2 separate regions of the Mus musculus genome follow, and region 1 is linked to region 2. The links are chromatin loops, found by intact Hi-C in ENCODE. Cell type or tissue: left cerebral cortex. All regions are shown on one strand. Links, peaks and the distances in the headings refer to the core of each region. The heading gives the core; the rest is flanking DNA.

Evidence for each region. Hi-C counts contacts between places; a loop is a spot of excess contacts. Peaks named below come from ENCODE experiments on the same cell type or tissue, not always from the same donor. Only the 100,000 strongest peaks of a DNase experiment are listed, where the experiment ranks them.
Region 1: a loop joins it to region 2, with 1.8 times the contacts of the local background. A loop is called at or near these places in 2 of 42 quality-filtered maps.

What each region holds. Positions count from the first base shown.
Region 1 is chr12:99,280,437-99,290,503 of GRCm38, reverse strand. The region is part of intron 4 of Foxn3 (forkhead box N3); the gene reads left to right. Among named protein-coding and RNA genes, the nearest start is that of Gm46371, 45 kb to the left of the region's middle. In left cerebral cortex, for the core only: no CTCF peak of the experiment used is centred there; DNase peaks (open chromatin) are centred at 5,020 and 5,897; H3K27ac peaks cover 1,339 bases.
Region 2 is chr12:99,219,734-99,229,800 of GRCm38, reverse strand. The region is part of intron 4 of Foxn3 (forkhead box N3); the gene reads left to right. Among named protein-coding and RNA genes, the nearest start is that of 4930474N09Rik, 62 kb to the right of the region's middle. In left cerebral cortex, for the core only: a CTCF peak has its summit at 8,745; DNase peaks (open chromatin) are centred at 2,387, 4,430 and 4,742; H3K27ac peaks cover 1,212 bases.

The DNA of each region.
Region 1 (10,067 bases), core at 1,067-9,066, 61 kb before region 2:
GGGTTATCCAAGAGCTTCAGCCCAAGGGCTGTCGTGGCCGAGGGACTTGATGCCTTTTGGTCGGCTGTTTGGCTCGTCTTGTAAAAGAATGCACTGAAGCGAGCCATGTGTACGAAGGAGTCAAAAAACCCCTGTGCTTAAGAAGAGATATCTGTCACCCGGTTTCTGGACTAGTTCCAGCAATGGTGGCAGATGTGGTTCTTGTTTCATGGACCACACGGTTTCATGCTTTTTAATAGTCCATGAAATGTGGAGCAGGAATGTTTCTGTGTTTGTCGTGTGCAGATAAAGTTGGCTAAATCCTCCCTTGATAGCCACCGTGGGTGCCCCTTGTGTCCTAAGAAAGGAAAAGGAATTAGCACTAAGGTAGCAAGCAGTGAGGGGGCCGGGCTTGGAGTTTTCTCAAGCGGAGTTCAGTCAGCGGCTTCTCTGCTTGGCTACGCTGATGGCCTGGGTATCCTTCACCATTGCGTTGTGTTTGGAGCTGGGATTTTGTTTGCTTAGAGCTTTTTCTTACAGGATTCTGTTCTGCTCTACGTTAGGTAAGACTCTCTCTGGGGATGAGGTTTTTGGGTTTGTACCTATGATACAACACCATGGAAAGAGTCGATGATGCCTAAAGCTGGGTGAACGGGTAGGTTCTGTTCCATGGGTAGGTGTGTCTTTTTCTTAATTCATGATTTTAAAATTTCATGATTCCTCTAATACACTGGGAAATAACTAGTACAGGTTTCAGGTGTACATTGGATCTATATTCAGTTGAGTATAACATGTGTCTGACTGTCTGTCATCTATAGTGTACGTTTAAACACCATAGAAATCCAAGTTTAGAGCTATGGGCAGGGATGTGCTAGCATTGATTTCTGTGATGTTTTCATCATTTTGCCCTACCTGTTTAGAGTCTCTGAGACCCCTCTATTCTGTTTAGAGTCTCTGAGACCTCTTCTGCCCTACCTGTCTGGAGTCTCTTGAGATACCCGACCCCCCAAAAAAATATCATTCTCAGGCTTTAAGGGTTTCCCAAATGGAATTCCGTTTTCCTTTGGGGCTTACAGGGCTGTCCAGTAGTTGTGAATGCCCATAGTCAGCTTTCTGCCTAAAGATACTGGGATGCAAAGAAGGGGTCTGCCCCTCCACACCTGTCAGAAGCTCACGTTAGAATCTTATCTAATCCGAGTCCACTTTCTCAGCACTATCTCCTCTACCCTTGTCTTCCCTCTGGTAAGTGAAAGGTACATCTTCAGACTAGGAAGGAATCCAGGGTCAGTGATGATGTGCTGACAGCATGGTGGTGAGAGTATAGGATGCAGGAGTGGGAGGTGGGCAGCTGGGCTGTATTGGGAGGAGGAGGAGTTTGAAAAAGAGGGGCATCACTTCCTAGGGCAACTAACACTTGAGTAAGGACTTGAAACAGAAGGAGGGGTGTGTGTGTGTGTGTGTGTGTGTGTGTGTGTATTTGTGTGTAGTGTGGATGTGGTGTGTGGGTGTGTGTGTGTGTGTGAGTGTGGATATGGGTGTGTGTGTATGTGTGGAGTGTGTGTGTACGTGTATGTGTAATTCATAGATGTGGCATTGCCAGAGAGGAAAACCACAACAGCACATGTCCTATCAGAGGGTAAGACAATGGGGACATGGGGCCAGACACGTGGAACCTGACTGGGACATGGCAAGTGTTCCTTGATGGAATCCAAGTAAACTGCTGAAAGTAGAAAATAGTATCCGCATAGGTCTTCACCTACTATACCATTGCTGAGCAGCGCAAGTCACCGTGAAGTGTTGGTGCTTTGTCCTTGTTAACGTGGGGCTGATGGCATTTGCACCCTGTCATTACTGCCCAGTGTCATAAGGCCCTATACCTTAGGAAGGATCAGTATTGAAAAGACAGTTTCTTTTTTTCTTGCTCTTTGGAGATAGTCTTATGTAGCCCAGGCTGCCCCAGACTTGCTATGCAATAAAAGATAACCTTCGACATCTGGTCCTTCTAGGACTGCAGGTGCGCATCCCCATGCCTGGCTCTTCAAGGGCAGTTCCCCCTGAAGGCATACGGCATTCACACCATCAGGAAGTTGAAAAATAACAAAACCAAACCCAAGTAAGGGCGTCCTGTAATGTGTTCTAATCCCGTGGAAATGAGCACCTGAACCTGTGCTGAGACCAGGGAGCCCGTCTCGTGTCCTCTAACACTTGCTGGGCTTGTGAGCTGAATGGCACGTTGGTATTTTCTAGCCTAAATCAAGCCAGTAGGAAGGAGTAGCTGGAAGTGCTCAAGGCCTTGCTCAGACCTCAAAGTTGGCACCGACCATCTTCAGGTTCAAAATCATAGGCAGGCTGGGCTGTTGGTCACCCCGGAGGAGAGTACTGGGGGGAGATTTGCTTTGGATTATGTCAGGCAGAGCTTCTTCACGTAATTGGTCATTTTGTCAATTCCCAGTGTTTATTCTGAATGCCATGTAGTCTGTGAAAGCGGTTTCAGTATTCTAGCAGTTCTAACGGACTAGAGAGCCCTTCAGGTTTTGTACAATAGAAACCAAGCAGAGACTCCCAAGGGGACAAGCCTGTTGTCTGACAAGGGACCTGGGCATCTAAACACAAGTGGAGTTTACTCAGAGGCTTGCAGGGGTGACCAGCTGACAGGTGTTTCCAACAGACCCCGTAGCTTTGAGTTTCAGTTTCGTCTGTGTGTTTCAATGTTTATATATATAAATACATACATGTATATGTACATATATATATATATATATGTGTGTGTGTATACATATATAATATGTTTAATGATGTCTTATTTTCTAAAAAAAGAATGAAGTTCTTTAAGGATTTCCCTTCCCATCTCCAAGCATTACAAAGTTAGATTTAGGTTATTTCATTTAAAGGTCACTGTGGCTTGAATTATTTTCATGAGTCTGTATCTCATAATTAAAGATGTTTCTCACCCTGGTCTGCCCCTTCACCTGGCCTCTGATGGTTTCTCACCTTAAAAGGACACAAGACACCCCTCACCCTATCACCCTTCGCCTCCTGCCTTCTGCTACAACTTGGGGCAAGCTGAGCCTGACCTTCCCTGCTGCTCTTCCTGTCCTTCGTAGGCCTGATGGCCCTGAACTTGCCAGTGTTTGTTTCATGAGAAGCACCTCCCGCACCCATCCACACTAAGCTACACCTCCATTTCTGTGTCAGACTGGAGCTGTCCAAGGGACGCCCTGGGCCAGTCTCTCAGCCGCTCAGCCCAGCTTCTAGTCAGACCGAGGGGAAGGCCTGAAGCCAACTGCTAACAGCACTGACAAGAACTCTTTCTCAGACCTCCCCCATCAACAACCTGACACCCTGCCTCCTCTGGCTTCCCCTCACCTTCCTTCTCCTTCACTCTGGCTAGCACTGGGCCACTGCTATCATTACCAACTATTATCAAAATAAGTCATTACCAAATCTGTGCTCCTAGCATGCAGTGAATGAATCAAAGCATTCTATCACACCCAACAGGTTTTTCTTTCTTGGCTGCTGACAGCCCACAGGATAAACTAATGAAATGGAAAGAAATCCTTAGAGACATTTTCAGTGCACAGAGCAGGATTAAGCCGCCACAAGCCAACAGCAGAAGGGAGGAGCAGGGAGACAGACCAGTTCTTTGCTGGCAGATTCACGTTGTCTCTGTGTGTGCACAGTGCATGCAGCATTGGGAAACCATGCATGATGATCACTGCTCTGCACTGCTCTGCGGAGTGGGATTATCCATGTCCTGGGTTGGCTTCATGCTGGGGCTGCTCCCACCTGCCCACCGCAGCCCTCTGCTGCCATAGCCCGGCCATGCGGTTCACTGATAGATAGATGAGGGAATTCCCACTTGGTTTTATTTCATGCCACAGAAGGCTCGAGGGTGAATGCTCAGAAAACTCAGGTTTTGAGTCAGATCCCCAAGCCCTGGTCCTCATTAACTCCATGCCTTCAGTCAAGATGCATAGGAAACGCCATGCAGTCTTCAGTGTAAACTGAGAAACGTCCCTCTGGGACAGTTTCCTCCCTGAATTACAGCCCTGACCCTCCCTAGCAATGCCTAAAAATCAAAATGAACGAGGGAAAAAGTGTGACCTTTACCTGTCTTTGGTGGATCCAAGAAGATGGGCAGAATGTGTTTGCCAGCTGCCCGAACAACCAGATATCAAACATGATCGTTCCCGAAAGCTCTCTCAGTTCGTCATGTATTACAGATTCAGACAACCTAGAAAGAAATCTTGGCTTCCTAAGCAAGTGGCTTAACCCTTGTAATAGTGTGAGTTCCATTACTATAGCAAAATAGCTGAAGTAGGATAAATTGTAAAGAAACGAGGTTGTTCACAGTCTGAAAGTGTAAGGCACAGAGAGCCAGCCCTTGTAATTCTTCCTCCGACAAGGGCCTCATGACCCTGGCATTACAGTGATAGGAACACGCAGAGAAGAGGTCACATGGTGAGACAGGAAACAAAAAAAAAAGCGTTGTTGTTGTTATTATTATTATTATAATCTTAGGTGTATGGTTGTTTTGCCTGCATGTATATCTGTGTACCACATGGGTGCAGAGCCCACAGACGTCAGGAGAGGGTGTGCCCTGGAACTGGAGTTACAAATGGTTGTGAGCAGCCATTTGGGTGCCAGGAACCAAACCCAGGTGACCCGCAAGAGCAATCAGTGCTTAACTGTCACGCCACCACTACCGTCCCTGAGGGGCTCACTGTGTTCATTTTTTGGCAACGCCCTTTCCTGTGAATCTACTCCTCAGGACCAGCATTCACCTGTTCATCTCGTCTATCTCCAAAGGGTTCGCTCTTCCACACACTCATGGAGAAACACCACAAAATCTTCCCAGGAGCATTCTTGTCAGTTTCCACTCTGAACGTCAGCCCAGCCAGCATCTCTTTGCTGATCCTAGCAGGATTCAGGGACCACTCTTTGGCACTGAGTTCTTGACTCCAAGGGCCCGCATCTCTGGTTTTGTTGGGTTTTCTGAGACCCTCCCCCGCCCGCCTGTCCCTTTCACAAGTGGCAGCTCGCCCTGGGCTTTCTGGCATCTTTCATCCCTTCCGCAAGCTGACTCTTTTGTCCACTGTGCAAAGGAGGGCGTTCACCTCTTGCATAAATCTGCTTACTGCCCCCAGGCGTGCCCACTAAAAAACCTTAGCACTTACAGGGAGGGGGCAGCCCCTCTCCACATTTGCCCTCAGATGCCCACTGCCTTCTGTTCTCCTTGGCCCGGGGTAGACTCTGAGTCTTCCTCCGCATTGTTTGTCTTTTTGTCCTGCAGTGAGGAAAGCTTTTTCTGGAGCTTCAGTAATTGTCAGCGTGCCGGTCTGTTTACAGAGGTGAAGTTGGAGGGGTGCTCCTGGGCTCCTCTAATCTTTCTCTGTGTGCTTTGGAACATGCTTTTATGCTCATTAAAAAATAACAAGGAAGTACGACTTTCAAAGAGGCCGCTAGTTCATTTTGATCTTTGCTGGTCCGGTTATTTATTTATTTTGGAATGAAGGGTCTTAGGTATGTAGTATACCTAAGACTTGCAATGTCCATTTACCTTTCAAGTACTGGGATTGCAGGCTTGTGTTAGCATGTTCAGTTGGTATATGATGGAGACTGAAGGCTTTGAGTGTGCCAGGCAAGAGCTGAGCCGCACCCCCCACACCTGTGAGCCCAGCTGTCTAAACTTCCCATGCCAGTAGCCTGCTGTACAGTCGAAGGCCCCTTCAGTTCCATAGTCTGCATTTCCCTGCTTGACCCTAACTTTAGCTAATCTCCAGACCCCTGTCTCTAATAACTGTCTTCATGGAAGTCTCATATTGCCCTCTGAGAAAGCAGCCCTGTGAGCAGACTGCTGAGTAAGACGTTATGGCCAGCAAGGCTGAGGACAGGAAATTGAAAACATTTACCAGAGACTTCCTCAAGAGGCAAGGCATCTGTTTCCCCCACTTCCCCTCTGTGTGTGTATGTCTGTGTGTCTGTCTGTCTTTTGTCTGTGTGTGTCTTTGTGTGTCTATGTGTGTACACACACCGCACATACTTGTAGGTATGCCCGTGCTGTGGTCCAAGTGTTGAGGGCAGAGGACATCCTCCAGTCTTCGTACATGTGTCTGCCTTTTTTGAGACAGGGTCTTTTCACCTAAGTACTTCAGGCTAGCTGACCTGGGAGCTGCCAGGCATCCTCCTGCCTCTGCTTTTCTGCTCCAGTAAGGGGCCTGCACTGAGCTCCTGGGGTTTGAATTCAGGTCCTCACACTTACACAGAGAATTGCTTTACCTATGGAGCCAGTCCCCCAACATACACTTTATGATTGCTAAAGATTGGATGGAGAATAGAAAGTCCTAGAATTAGCCACTGGAAGGTTAGTACAAAGAATAACCCTACTGCTGAGCACTGATCTTACTTGATGTTCATTTTTATGGATGTAACTTTAGACTAAATACATCAATAGGAATGTTTTCTTTTAGATTGCATAGCGTTTAGGAATGTTTCTGAAATCTATTAAATTATACCCGTAACAAGACTATGAAGTGTAGAGATGAAACAGCTTTGGATCCTGTTGCCATAAGTAACATGTGTCTTATCAAAGAGCCCTGGCTTTAAGTACAATTGGAAAGGAAAAGCCATTCCCCTTGAAGCTCTGTGGAACTGCTGGGGTGGAGGTCTAGAAATATTTTTGTAAAATTACCAAAAGACTTAAGGATAATGAAGCTTTTAGGATGTGTTCTGAGCAAGCTGTTCAAATGATGGTTTCAGAAGTGGACTTAAAATTACCCCCTCTAAGCTTCCGAAGCCAAGTTTATATCCATTCTTTCTGCTCCCTGTGGGTTTCCTTCCTAAGCCCTTGCCAAGCGGCAGGCCTTAGGGTTTTCATATCTGTGCCATCACGCACACAATGGGATGTGTGCCTACATTTGTGTGCACATGTGTGTAGCCCAGGTTCTTAAGTGGAATGGCCTTAAAGAGATCGTTACTCTCAGTGGTCCTTGCAGCCTGTAGAAGAAAGTTGCAGGCTCTCCAGATGTGGGTAATGGAACCCTGGGATGACATGCCCCTGCCGCCCCAACCATGTGCCCTCAAGCAGCTCATCTGACTGGTGCAGGCCTCTGCTTCCTGCCCAGTCCAAAAAGCAAGAGTCCCAACTTGATGAACTTGGTGAGAATTAAAAGGCACAGCATTCGTTATGTTCACGGTAACATCTGTGCAGACTCCTGCAGCTTCGTATACCTTCACCCTCAAGCAACAACAACAAACATTCTCCCCCAGTTGACTATAGAGATGCCTTTAGGGCATTTAAGGTCACTTTCAATCTCTGGTGTATTGAGGCTGGGAAAGACTCAGGCTCTCCTCCCAAGAGCATCCCATGCAGTTCTTGCCATGCTTGAATGACTGTGGTCCCACAGAAATGGAACAAACACAAAGAAGGTTCCCCTGGGTCTCACTGGAGTTGCCTGTGATCTGTAGGGCTTGTTCTTTGACTTAGTGTGCTGGATTATGCAGAATAAAACCAGACCCGACAAAGGTCTGTTTCAGTAAACAGGGAGGTCGAGCATTGGGAAGCGAGAGCCAGCTACTTATGTGGTGGAAAGAAACTTAGGCCATCCTTGAAGAGGGGTCCCAGTAGGCCTGTCCCCTCCCTAGCAGTTACCAAAGCATACGTCAGCTAGTGCTTCTTAGGCTGTAGATGGTTTTTATTGGGGGGGGGCACATTGGGACTCTTTATGCAGCCAAGGCTGGACTGAAACTTCTGGCCCTCCTCCCTTAGCCTCTCAAGCTCCGATTTCCCAATGTGTGCCATTGTGTCGAGCTCAAACAAGTTTTCTGGGGTGTGCTCAGGTAATCTGATTCTAATTGGACAACCAATTACAAGCATGAATTAGAAGCATAAGTCTCCGCTCTGGTGACATTTGCAACAAGACGGTGACAAAGTCTTAATAAAGACCAAAATGTGAGGCATGTACAAAGAACAGTTCTATATTGAATCCGTCTTGTTCTCAAGCCGTGCTCTTCAGCCTCTTACTTCACACAGCATGGGAATGGGTTGACCCTTTCTCTGCTGGCTCACAGGCCTACCGTCTGTCTACCAGTGCTTGGACCACAGCTCATTTCTAATCGTGTAGGACCACCGTGGACCTCTAAGTCCTACATCAGAGCGTTTCTGATGGACACTCTCTGGCCTTGGCGACAGGTCGAGCGTAGCGGCATGGCCCAGGCCGGGCCAGGGTTGCACTGTACTATTTATTTTTCTTGGGTTTGGACGCTAACTATCATCAACTAACTACCCTGACATCCACTACACCCTAGTTTAGAACCAACCAGTGTGATTAAAAAAAAAAAAAATAGTGTAAACACAGTGAACCTGGGATAAGGAGCTACTTTATTTGTTCCTGCTGAGACAAGGTAAGCCCACTTTCTTACCTAGGCCAGTGGAAAGTGAGCTTCTCTTGTGTTCAACCAATCAAGGTCCTCTAAAGAAACAGTGCCAGTTAAACTAATATATATATGTCTCCAGTGACTTCTGTGTGTCACAGAGCTGCAGTTCTCTTGTAGAGGCCTCCTGTGTGACTGTCACTTTGAGTGCATGGGGCGCCTTCCAGGACGGCAGCTTAAGCCGGCAATGCTAGGACCATTGTCCTTAACGAGCTCTAATGCCCCTGTACCCAGTTATGCACACCCAGTTACAGCCACGGAGCACTGGTTGCACACGCATTTGCTTCAGGAGACCTGAGCAGCATCTACCTGCTCTCGCAGGTAGAGCAAAACAAGTGCAAATCACGTATTTGGCCAAAACAAATTGTGTATGTGTGTAAATGAACATGTAGCTGCAGGTGTGTGCCGGTCCATCCATGCTCACGTGTGCATATCATGTGTGTATATTCAGAATGATTGCCAAGTTCAGGCCTGTGACGTAGAGGCTATTTTCAGCAGTCCCCGTTCTCTTCAGGTCCACTGACTCCCATGTCTGACAAATGCAATTTGTAGCTAGATGGCCTGTGTAGAGGAGAATATTATATCTGCCCTCCCTGTGGCTCCCAGCCCCCAGCAGACAAGTGTAGGAGACGGAACACATCTTTCATTTAGCATCTTTTCTTCCCCTTATTGCCATTTGAATTCATCGAGAACAGTTTTGAGTCTCATTAGAGGAGTCTTAATTTAAAAATTAAGTTGGGAACTAGCAAGTGAAATTGAAGAGGCAATACCTTTGGTTCTGAACTGAGTTTTCATTACTCAGTTACTCTTCAAATTATACTGATTTCAGGTGTGAGGTCCCCCCCCCCCCCACATAGATTGGGAAGAAGGCTTTCTAGACAAACGGTTGTCTGTAGCTCTATTTCCCGCTCATCCACCTGACCCCAGGGGCGCCTTCCCTCTACCTGTTGTGTGGCCTGTCTGTGAGCCTCCGCCCCACCTCCTGTTCTTTCCCTCCCCAGTCCCATCCATGAGCATGGCAGTTTCGGTGGCCCTGGCAGCCTCTGTAGCCACATGATGCTGCTCACCACGGTACAGCTACGCCCTGCGGGAATTGACTGGCATCGTCTATTAGTGTCCACTCCTAGGACCACACCACTCCCTGTTCCCTGGATCAGAAACGTCCTAGAGCGTGGCGCTGTCCTCTCCTCAGCTTCCATCCTGTGAGGGGTGACTTCAGCTATCTAAAGGCTGCTATTTCCCGCCCTAGTCCATGCCTTTCCATAGCTTTCCAAGACACACACGCTCGATTCACTTACTAATTCACATGTGTGTGGTGCTTGGTCCTAGCATTTAGTGTTTGCTCCTTTACTTTGTGGGTTTGGCTAAATGCAGCGTAACGTGTTGTATTTTGCTTGGGAACCGCAAGTGCTATTACAATTGAAATGTGCACTCATGCTCCTCAGACCCTGCTCCTTGGGAGGGTAGATTTAGAAAATGTAGAGAGACAGGAGCCTCTGCCAAGTCTTGCTTGATCTTTGGTTTCTTCTTCAGAACCCACAGAGGCCTCTTGCCCACTCACATCTTCCTCCAGCTGGACTGTAATCTGTTTGAGGCCAGAGGGTTTCTTATCTCTGGCCCTAGTACCTCCCAGGGAACTCTGCTTAGAAAAGAAA
Region 2 (10,067 bases), core at 1,022-9,021:
CTCCTCTCCCCCCCCCCCCCCGTGTTGACTCTGTCTGGATTGTGTAAGGGGCTACTAGTAATAGGCAAAGGCGCAGATACTCCTAAAAAGAAAGGGCTGGGAGGTCTGCAGGCTCCTGAAAACCAGAGAGGAACTGACTGACCTTTGCTGCAAAGTGAGTTGGTAGTCACATGGCTGAAAAACCGCGTTGGATTTATGAGCTAAAACTCTGGGATGATCTTTTAGATGTCCTGCCTTCTTGTTTGCACGCATGGGATACACAGAGAATCCAATGTGTTTTGTGTTTTAGATATCCCTGGGAAGATTCCAGTTGGGGCCCTGTGTTTTGTTAAAGCGACAGAGCTCCTGTCTTCTTTCTCTAGGCATGGCTGGGATGGAGAGGTTCCAGTGGGGCCTGTCTACTGTTAGAGACTGCCAACCAACTCACCCAGGGCTCACTCTTGCTTTACCTGGGCCTATCTCTTCTTTTTCATCAATAAGATGGTTTCAGAGGATAACTTCTGAAGTCTGTGTTTCCCTGCCCAATGCTGAGACCTGTCTGTCTGTCTGTCTGTCTGAAAACCCAGACAAGTTTGATTTCCTGTGGAATGGTTTGTTTAGTGGCATGATTGGAGATAAGTTTTGATCTATGGCCACATAGGGGTATAAGGTATAATAAACTAATAATAAATTGGCATTTTTCAGTGACCTAGAGCCTCCATAGCTACTTTTTATAAAATGCCCAAGTGAAAAACTGATCAGAAATTGATCTTTTCAACTTGGTCATTTCATGGGTAATTAGACTGTAGATACACAGTAATTACTGGTATATTAATTTGAATGGTTGCTTTGGCCTTTCCCACATGTCCTGAAAGAAGACGGTGTTGAGGCTCCAGCTTACTGTGTGTCTATTTAAAGTAAAATATTTCTCAGTGGAAAGGGATAATTAGGAAACCCCAAACAGATCCCAAGTTCACTCCCCAGGGAATAAGTGTAGATGCCCGACCTTAGAAGTTTCTGGGGCATTGGCTGCCCATCTCTGTGAGGTCACTGGGTAGAGGCTGTATCCTCCCTGTTTGTACTTCCCAGCATGGAGGCCAGGCTGCCACAGAGGTCAATGTGGATACTGTGGTCACATTCTAGAAAGAGAGCTGTAATTATGACTTCTAATTATGTGCAGTTATGCCTACAGAGTTAAACGTAAGGGCAGATCCTACTTGGAAGTTTAAGTTAATTGTCTACAGGGTCAGAAGGGTGCTACCATCTGTCCTCTCCCCCTTTACCCCCTCTCCCAACCTAACCAGATAGGCATGACCTTTGGTGTGTCAGCTTTGACCATTGGTTAGCACTTCTTACAAGAGAGGGTCACATATAACTCCTGTTCCAGGGAAAAATAAAATTTGATCAGGTCATGACCCAGCCTGCCTTCCCTGTCTCCCTGGTAGCTGTCTTACACCGTGGGAACACTTGGACTTTCATGTCCTGAGCCCTGACTTTGTTGAGAAAGAGCATTAATCACCTTTGGACAGGTAGTCTGGTGCTTTATTTTGGTTTTGAGGGGTTGGTTTGATACCATCTTATTGTTTTTTATTTTGGAGTGTGTGTGTGTGTGTGTGTGAGAGAGAGAGAGAGAGAGAGAGAGAGAGAGAGAGAGAGAGAGAGAGAAAACACTTCACTTTGTATACCCTGTCTATATCTGTTTCTTTGTGATCTTTTTAAAAATATTATTTATTACATATATGAGTGCTCTATCTGCATGTACACCTGCATGCCAGGAAAGGGCCTCAAATCCTATATTGTAGATGCAGATGGTTGTGAGTGCTGGGAATTGGATTCAGGACCTCTGGAAAAGCAGCCAGTGCTCTTCACTGCTAGGCCCCCTTTTCTGGTCTTTTTAGTAAGATTCCCCAACAGGATCTGAGCAACCAGTTTTTATAAATCCTTCAACAGTCCTGACTTAGCCTTGCAACACTGACTTTCCGGTCTTGAACCTTTTCCCCTCTGGCTCCCACATCAGCCAGTGTCCCGCTGAGATGGATTCTTTCCTCCTGGAAAAGTGACTTGGCACATATGCCCAGCTGAAGCCAGAGCTAATGAAGATGCCCTGCCTGTGGAATTTCTCCATTTCAGCAGCATGGGTCCTGCTACTCAGTGGCAGAAGAGAGTGGATGAGGGGAATTCTGAGCACCTCACAGAGCGGGGAGGTAGTGTCTAGGGTGGAAGCAGGGCAGCAGCTGGTCTTCCAGTAAATGGGGGTAGTTGACTGGGGCAGGGGGCACTGGGCAGCACAGAGAGAGGAAGCGCGCTGAGTGCGGACAGGCTCCACTGCCAGTTAGTGCCCAGCTGTCTGGTGCTCCCACTGCCCCTCCCTGGTTTCTGTTCTCATCTCATGGCCTTCATGTCATCTCCAACTAAGAGACTTAAAATGTCCTTCCTTCCAGATACTAAGGTGGGGGAGGCAGAGAGGGGAGTTCTGAGCTCTTGTAGGAGCCCCACAGGAAGCCAGCATGTGCCAAAGTTTCTCCCTATATCCCTAGTTTAAAAACAACAAAACAAAACAAAACACAACCACCAGTAAGCAAGAGGGTTCAAAATGGAGATGTGGAGCCCAAAGGGCATCTCACGGACTTAACTCCTCTTCCTGTGACCCACAGGACAAATCCTAACCTGTATCAGGTCTCGTACCTCTGTCCTCTTCAAGTCTGGAAATTTAGATTGTTTTGTGCAATCCATTTCAGCTTGTTTGCCTCCCAGGCAGCTGGTAGAGAGACATCTGTCACCTAGTCAGAGGCGCTACAGAGGCAGACGTTCGTGAAATTTAGAACAGCAGGTGAAAGGTGTCCGCTGATAATCAGGACGAAAACTGCAGTCACTGTGCTCGATTGCTTTGGACACAGATTCAGCAAAGTAGACAGAGCTCAGGAGACATCAACAGTAAGGTCCTTGCTGCCAGGAGAAAATGGAGAAACAGCACTTGTGACCCTGAGACCCAGCCCAGACACTGTGCCACCCTAGCCGTGGGCAGTGTAGACCTAGACAGACCACAGCCCTGGCATCTGAGCTCAGTTCTGACCTCCTACAACCTTCCCCGGCATCCTTTTCAACAGGAAACAGAGTTGGGGGTAATAAGTGGGTTTGGTTGGCAAAGTGAGAAAGCTGCTTTGGACTGGGGTTGTCGCTTGGATAAACTTTATTCCCCTCTTCGGTTTTCAGAGTTAGTGATGATGCCGGCCTGTGGATTCAGTCAATTCTTTCTTTTCCTTAGGTTTGTCTGGTCAGGTTTTAATCTGAGAAAGACTAAAAGGATGTAGAAATGAGAACCTGCTGACATCTAAGCTACAGGTGTGGGTCACCCATCCTCCCCTGGCCTGCCTTGCTACAGATTCTTCCCGCTCTCCACTCTGGCTGTTAGTTTCCATGGTTTGAGCTGTCTTCAGAGCAACAAGTTTGGATGCATCCTATGTGGAGAGTCAGATTTGGAGGGTTATGTGGTGTCTGGCTCTCAGATAACTTGCCTCTGAGATGGCACTGGTGTGGCCAAGCTGGAGGTGTTCTCAGTGCCTCTAAGTCTCCCCTTCTTGAGGGCCTTTTAATTTTTTAAATTTGTATAATTTTGTACATGTGTGCATGTATGCTTGTGGGGGAGAGCTTGTGCCACCTCACGTGCTGTGAGGAGTTGGTCTCTCTCTCCATCCAGCTTGTTGTCTCTGCTCTCGTTTACTCCAGGCTAGTTTGTCCCTGGAGCTTCTAGATCTTTCTTCTGTCTCTGCCTCCCATCTTCCCAGGGGAGTACTGGGATTACAGGGGCAGGCTACATCCAGCTTTTCCTCGGTTACAGGATTCGAACTCTCAGATCATGGGGCTTGCTCAGCTAAAGTTTTTATCCTCCATACAATCCCTCCTCCACTTCCCCTGCCTTCAGTATACTTTGTTTTCGGTCAAGAAGTCACTATTGCAGCAGTGGCTGGCCTGGAGCTTTCTGTGTAGACCATGCTGGCCTCAAACTCATGGGCAATCCCTCTGCATTTGTTCCCAAGTACCAGGATAATGGTATGCCAGTGTGCCACACTATTACCTGGAAGGTCTAAAGTGTCCTTGCTATGGCTAGAGGCCTGTGTCACCAGCCCAGCTGACCCTGAGTCCTTCCTTTCGATGCACTCCTGGTGTGCTCTGTGCTCCTCCCTGCGTGAAGGCAGTGATTGAAGTTACACCCTGGCATCAGCCTTTGTTAGGCCGCTTCTTATTCTTCCCACCCCCCATGATGCTGCTTTCCCTACCCTGAGGAAAAGCCATAGTTCTGATGAGAGTCCCTCAGTCCCCGTGCCTGTAGCTCCTTCCTTCCTTCCTCTTGTTCCTGGCTCTTCCCCAGTGCTTCTGTCTTCACAACACCCAGGCAGAGGGGAAGTAGAGGTAGTGGTGGCAAGTGACGTCACCAGAGCCGACCGCACAACCAACTCCCTTCTGCTGCCGGCCAGACCACTTGCAGCTGCTTTAGATTGGTTGCAATGGAAGCCAAAGGCGTCAGTGACTTCAGAGTCACAAATGCAAATATTCTATATCTCTCTCAGAGATTTTGCACGAGGAGGGCAGGGGAGACAGGGATAAGCAACAAGGTGAATTTTCATGTCTCATTTTTTGCTGTGTTCTCCTTGAGGCAATGATTCAGAGGTTCCCTTCTCAGCTGTAGCACGTGTACATGTTAACTCAGCCACTGTTTCTCTCCACTCTCATCGTATGGACTAGATAATGCTGTATCCTGCACTGCGGAGTGTTAACCATCCCACCCAGTCATGATGATCAAAACTGTTTCCAGACATTGCCATATGTCCTTGGGCAAGGGAGAGGGAAATCGCCCCCAGTTGAGAAACAGGGCTCAGTTAGAAGGGCTTTGCTACTTCCTGGAGCGTTTTATGGCTTGTTTCTTTGTTTTCTAGTGTTTCTTGGTCCTAAGAGAGAATCGGGTCTTTTCTCTCTATTTTTAGGAATTAAGCAAATACTTCTTGGTATGTCGTTCTCACACGCAGTTACAGAAAATGGGTAAAGCTGTCTCAGAGCTAAATGATCAGGAAAAGTCATGGGAAGGGAAGGCTTTCGAGGGAGTGCTTTCTATTAGGCCTCAAGAAGATGGCTGATTGAGGTGCCTATTACCCAGTCAAAGTCGGCACGGGCCACGAGGTTGTCCCTGCATCCCTCAGTTCCTACCTGTTAATGGGTCCTCCTGGATGGTTTACCCCACCACCTACCCTGAGCTCTCCAACCCAGGGGCTGCTTTATAGCCCAGCCATTTGGGCTACACTGGCCCCTTTTCAAACTCTTTGGCCTCTGGAACTCTTAGCAGACACTCCAGGCTCCTCTCTCTTCCTCTCCTTATGATGGATCCCTGCTCCATTCGCTGGCCATGCCCTCTGTGGACTCTCCTGGATGCCTCTGCCTGTTCTCTCCCTTATATCCACACAAACTTGCTCCTCAACCCATGTCTAGAGAGGTCGTGTCCTCCTTTTCTTTTCTCCGTCCGCTTGCCTTTGCTCTGGGTTCTCTCCAGTCACATTCACAGCCCCTGCACGGAGTCTTAGCTTCCCTCTGCATGCACAATTCAGTGCCGTCTGGTTTTGACAGAGTCCCTAGTGAATTCCACTGTCCATCCTGAGCCCCGCACTCAGGTGCCATCCCTAGCCAAGGACTGAGTTCTACTCACCCGACCAGTGGCTAAGATAAAGTCACCCATTCATTTATCCTGTGTGTGCTTCGCTCCACACTGATAGGTCCCAAGTACCATCTTAAGCAGCAAGTGAGGCAGGCAAGGAAGAACCATAACGGCCCACTTGCCTTGTAGACAGGCATATGAGAAGACGCCAGGGTGCACCTCTGGTTGTCCATATCTGCACTACTATATTTAGTATGTGACATTTTCCCCACATATATTGTCTTTGGATCAATCGTGTGACATTATAACACCATGAAAATCACTTGACGTGTAAGGAGGAGTGGGGGAGGGGAACACATTCACTGATTTCCAGAAGTGATCAGACTGCCCAAGGTTTCTATCTGAGAAAACTGTTTGGTAGGCCTGCCAGCTCTGAGCTGGTTTGTTTTGTTCTGTTTTTTTTTTTTTTTGTTTGTTTGTTTTGTTTTTTTGAGAGTGAGGACCATGCCTTCTGTCTGCCTTTATATTCTAAGGTTGCTTAAATGCATAGCCTTTCCAGACACTTCTGTCTGGTACCCAACAGAAGTCACACCAAGAACCCGCCAAACACCTACCCAACAGGCCATGGCTTTGCAGGAGTGGTATATTCTCCTGGCTTTAAAGACTGTCCTCTACCTCCAGATACCTTGGAGCAGATGCTGCATCTGGAAGGTGCCGCTTGGAGTCCATAGTTCTGTCAGTCATGAGTCTAAAAGGAAAAAAGATGTCAGGTGACATTACAGATCGTTAGAAAGCTGTGGAAACTGGCATAGACTCTGGCTTCTCTCATGTCTGCAGTCACCCACACCATTTTATAATGAGTGAGGTCAGGCCCAGCAACGTGAGAGTCCCATGTTAACTAGCAGTGGACCCAGGACTTGAACCTAGCAATCCCCCTGCCTGGTTTATCTAGTGCTTTTCCCATCCTGCCCACAGAGGAAAGCTTCCACCACTCCCAGGTGGAGCCATGCCCCTGTGCTGGGAAAGCAAGATTCAACTTTATCCTAATCCAGGTAGCTGAGCCCTGGATGAGAGAAGCTTAGAAGCCTGTTTTCCTCATTTGTGTGGGTCGGCTTGTGTGGACATTCAAGCTAAGAAGGATGGGAAACAGACTGTGCCACCATTTCTCGGTCCTGTACAGCAGAAAAGCTGCATCGTAATGAAATGACCACACCAAAGGTCCAAGTTGACATGCAGCACTGGCAACGTTCAGAGAAGCAATGCTGCTGCCAAAGCATAATCAGGGACTCTTTCATCACAGGATACATGCATGGATGGTGGTCCTAACTCTACCGAGCACCATGGTAGCATGCTGGGTACTAACCTGTAGCACCTAACTTGGCTTCCTGTACCAGGACGCAGAGCTAGGGACTATCAGGGAGGGTCCCTTATCCCAAAATAAACTGTCATGCTGTTTTACTCTCCTGAACCTCTGCCTCCCTGTGGTTTCCCAGAGGACAACAGGAACGTTAACTCCTGTGTCTGTGAGTCCCGGACAAAACACCATCATCTCTTCTTAGACTGATAAACCACACTGAACGGCAACGGGAAGCCCCCCACCTCACCTTCGGCAACCAAGGAAACCTCTTCCACAGCCCGCCCACTTCACTCCTTCCTTGACTCTCGTCCTCTGGAATCGGTGTTCCTCAGGAGCAGACATATCCCCAGACCCCCAAACAGCTCCCCAGTCCTCTCAAATGTTCCCAGCTCACCCCAAATGGGCACTTCCATCAGAAAGTGTCTCGGCTTCATTCAGGTGGTTGATTTTTATTGAATGCAAACGAGAGGGGAAGCCTATGAAGGCCCTAAGTGCACCCAGTAGGACAGCCTGTCACCCAAGGGGAGTCATGAGCTGATCCCCAGAGAAGCTGAGGTAGGTAGAGGAAGGCGTGGCACAGGAATGCCGAAAGGAGCCGTGCTGGGTAAGGGTGGTGGGAAGGGGCTGTGCAGAGGCAGCGTGTAAGCATGCGTTAACATACTGTAAACATGTAAACAAACAGCATGTAAACAGCATGTAAACATGGCCAGGATCTGTGGGGCGGAACTTCAGCTCCAGGCGGATTCCATTATCACCCGAGATGCTTCAATACGCCATTGCAGAAACTTTTAATAATGTTAGCAAAAGATAGCCAAGATACATTATTGAGTGAAAAGAAATTAGGCTACAGCCAACTGTTTTGCACATACGGTACTCTCCCCTTTTCAGCGGGAGATTCATTCCAAGACCCTCAATGAACGCCTGAAACAGCAGATACTACCAACTCATGCACACACATATATGTTAGATTATGAGAAGTCTGCCTGTTACGTTCCCCCAGAATTCCTAAAGAGAGAGGAGGTGGGGCTTGGGTTCTCTGAGGGCCATCAGCATCCTCATCCGTGGAGGCAGAACGTCTGCTCAAAGGAAAGTAGGGGAGGGGGTTAGCATCCTGTGTTTTCCAACTTAGGCGCGTCTGTTCGTCTGTTCGACTTGGTTTGGGTGGGTGGAGCGTCATGGGGAGATGCTGGGTAGCCCCTCCCTCGAGTTTCGGCCCACCTAGATCCCTGTAAGAGCCGACTGATGCTATTCTTTGCTTCTCAGGCTCTCTTTCTTTCACTAAGGCCATGCTTGTCTGTGATCCTCAGACTTCCTCCTGAGAAGGAGTGGAACTTACTTTTTTGTCTCCTAATTTCATATCTGAGCTTCCCACTACCCCAGGGACCCTCCCCTTTGGGGGGGGGGGAGATAGAGACCACGTAGCCAGGGCAACCCCGACCACCTGTTGCACTTAGAACTTAAAAAGATGGCAGTGAAGTTTTGTATGGGAAGAAGAAAAGGCACAGCACATATTTGCTCCCTGAGAGCAAAGTGGGGCCGCCTCAGGGCTTGTCCCTTGCCACCCATGGGGACCAAGGTCTTCACTGCTGGGCAGTAGGGACCCGGCCCAGGAGCAGAGTGGAACTTGAAGCTTTTCTGTGACTCACTGAACATGTATCAGTGGGGAGGAATTGACTGTTTGAGCAGTGTCACCCCAGGAGTTGCCAAGGAAGCTAATTTACCTGTTTCTCCTGCAATGCGCTTATTAAAATAAACTTTTGCCCCATTATGGCATTTGGTAACAGGCCTCCTGCAGGCAAAATAGAAAAGGGCAGAGTGAAGTTTCTTTACCTTTTTTTCTTTTCTTTCCCTAAGGCATTGTCTTCTGAAACCAGCATCATCCATATTATTAATCGCTTGTGGGGCTTTATCATGCATTGCATTACTCCCTTGGAATTAAACTACACATAGAAAGTATGAAAAATGCACTTTTTTAAAACAGTAAAAAAGTAATTTTCTCGCATAATACCCAAAATAAAGTGCCATGGAGCCATTAGTGGTAAATTGAATTTTTTGGTATGTAATTTGTACAAAAACTGACAAGTACGAGGCCCCCTCTCCCCAGTCATTAGTTACTGGGTTTAGCGGACACGGAGGCAGTAATCTGCAAGGGCAGGCATTTTGATGTCGGCTTCAATTGCACACTTCATTTATTTGGACAGGGGACAGGCGGCAGCTTCTATCACAAGGCCTCACTGCACTATTAGCGAATTTCGCCCCAGGGCAGCTGGGACGCTGGGCTGGGGCAGATGTTCTTTTCAGCCTATTCAGTGACCATTCTTGGGGGTTGTTTACCGTTGCCATGGTGACCTTCATTTCCATAGCAGCAGAGCTGCTGTTTCTCAGAGGGAAATGAATTTAGTTATAAAGGGATAATATTTTTCTCTGTCTCTATATAACCTGCCATCTGTCAACTGGTGGATTGGTAAGGATTCAGAAACCTATTAAGAATTATAGCAATAAAGTGATGTGCGTTCGGGAGAGAGCAGATTAAAAGCAATAATAAATGAGGACATAAGCCTTCAACAGCAGAACTTCCTCGATTCCTTTCTTTATGTGCTTTTTAAAAAAAAAAAATGCCTTCACCACCTCTTAACACCACCGTGTGTACACATACCCTTGTAAAATGCAATTTCTATTCTGCTGACGGATGGAAATGACCAAATGTCTTGTTTGTATCTGTCTGGATGCAGGTGTTTCAGAGCTTTCTCTGATGCTGTGAGTTCCTCCCCAACATTAGAGATTCCCAGGCTGACCTTCCTATTGTTACTAGCTCACCTACTTCTCCACCCCAGGGTAAAAAACTGAGGGCGCCCAGACCAACAGCTTATCAGACACCCACAGGGCAGACCCAACATTAACAAGCACGAGAGGACATGGTCATAGATCTTAAAGAAGAAGAAGAAAATACTAGCATGTTCTTTGAATCTCATTCTAGAATAACTTTTCTTTCTCTTAAGTCCGAATGGTGTGAGAGTCACCTCTGCAGTCCTTCATCTGGATGTTTTTTTTTTTTTTTCCCTCTGTCACATTCATAAGCTGTAACTT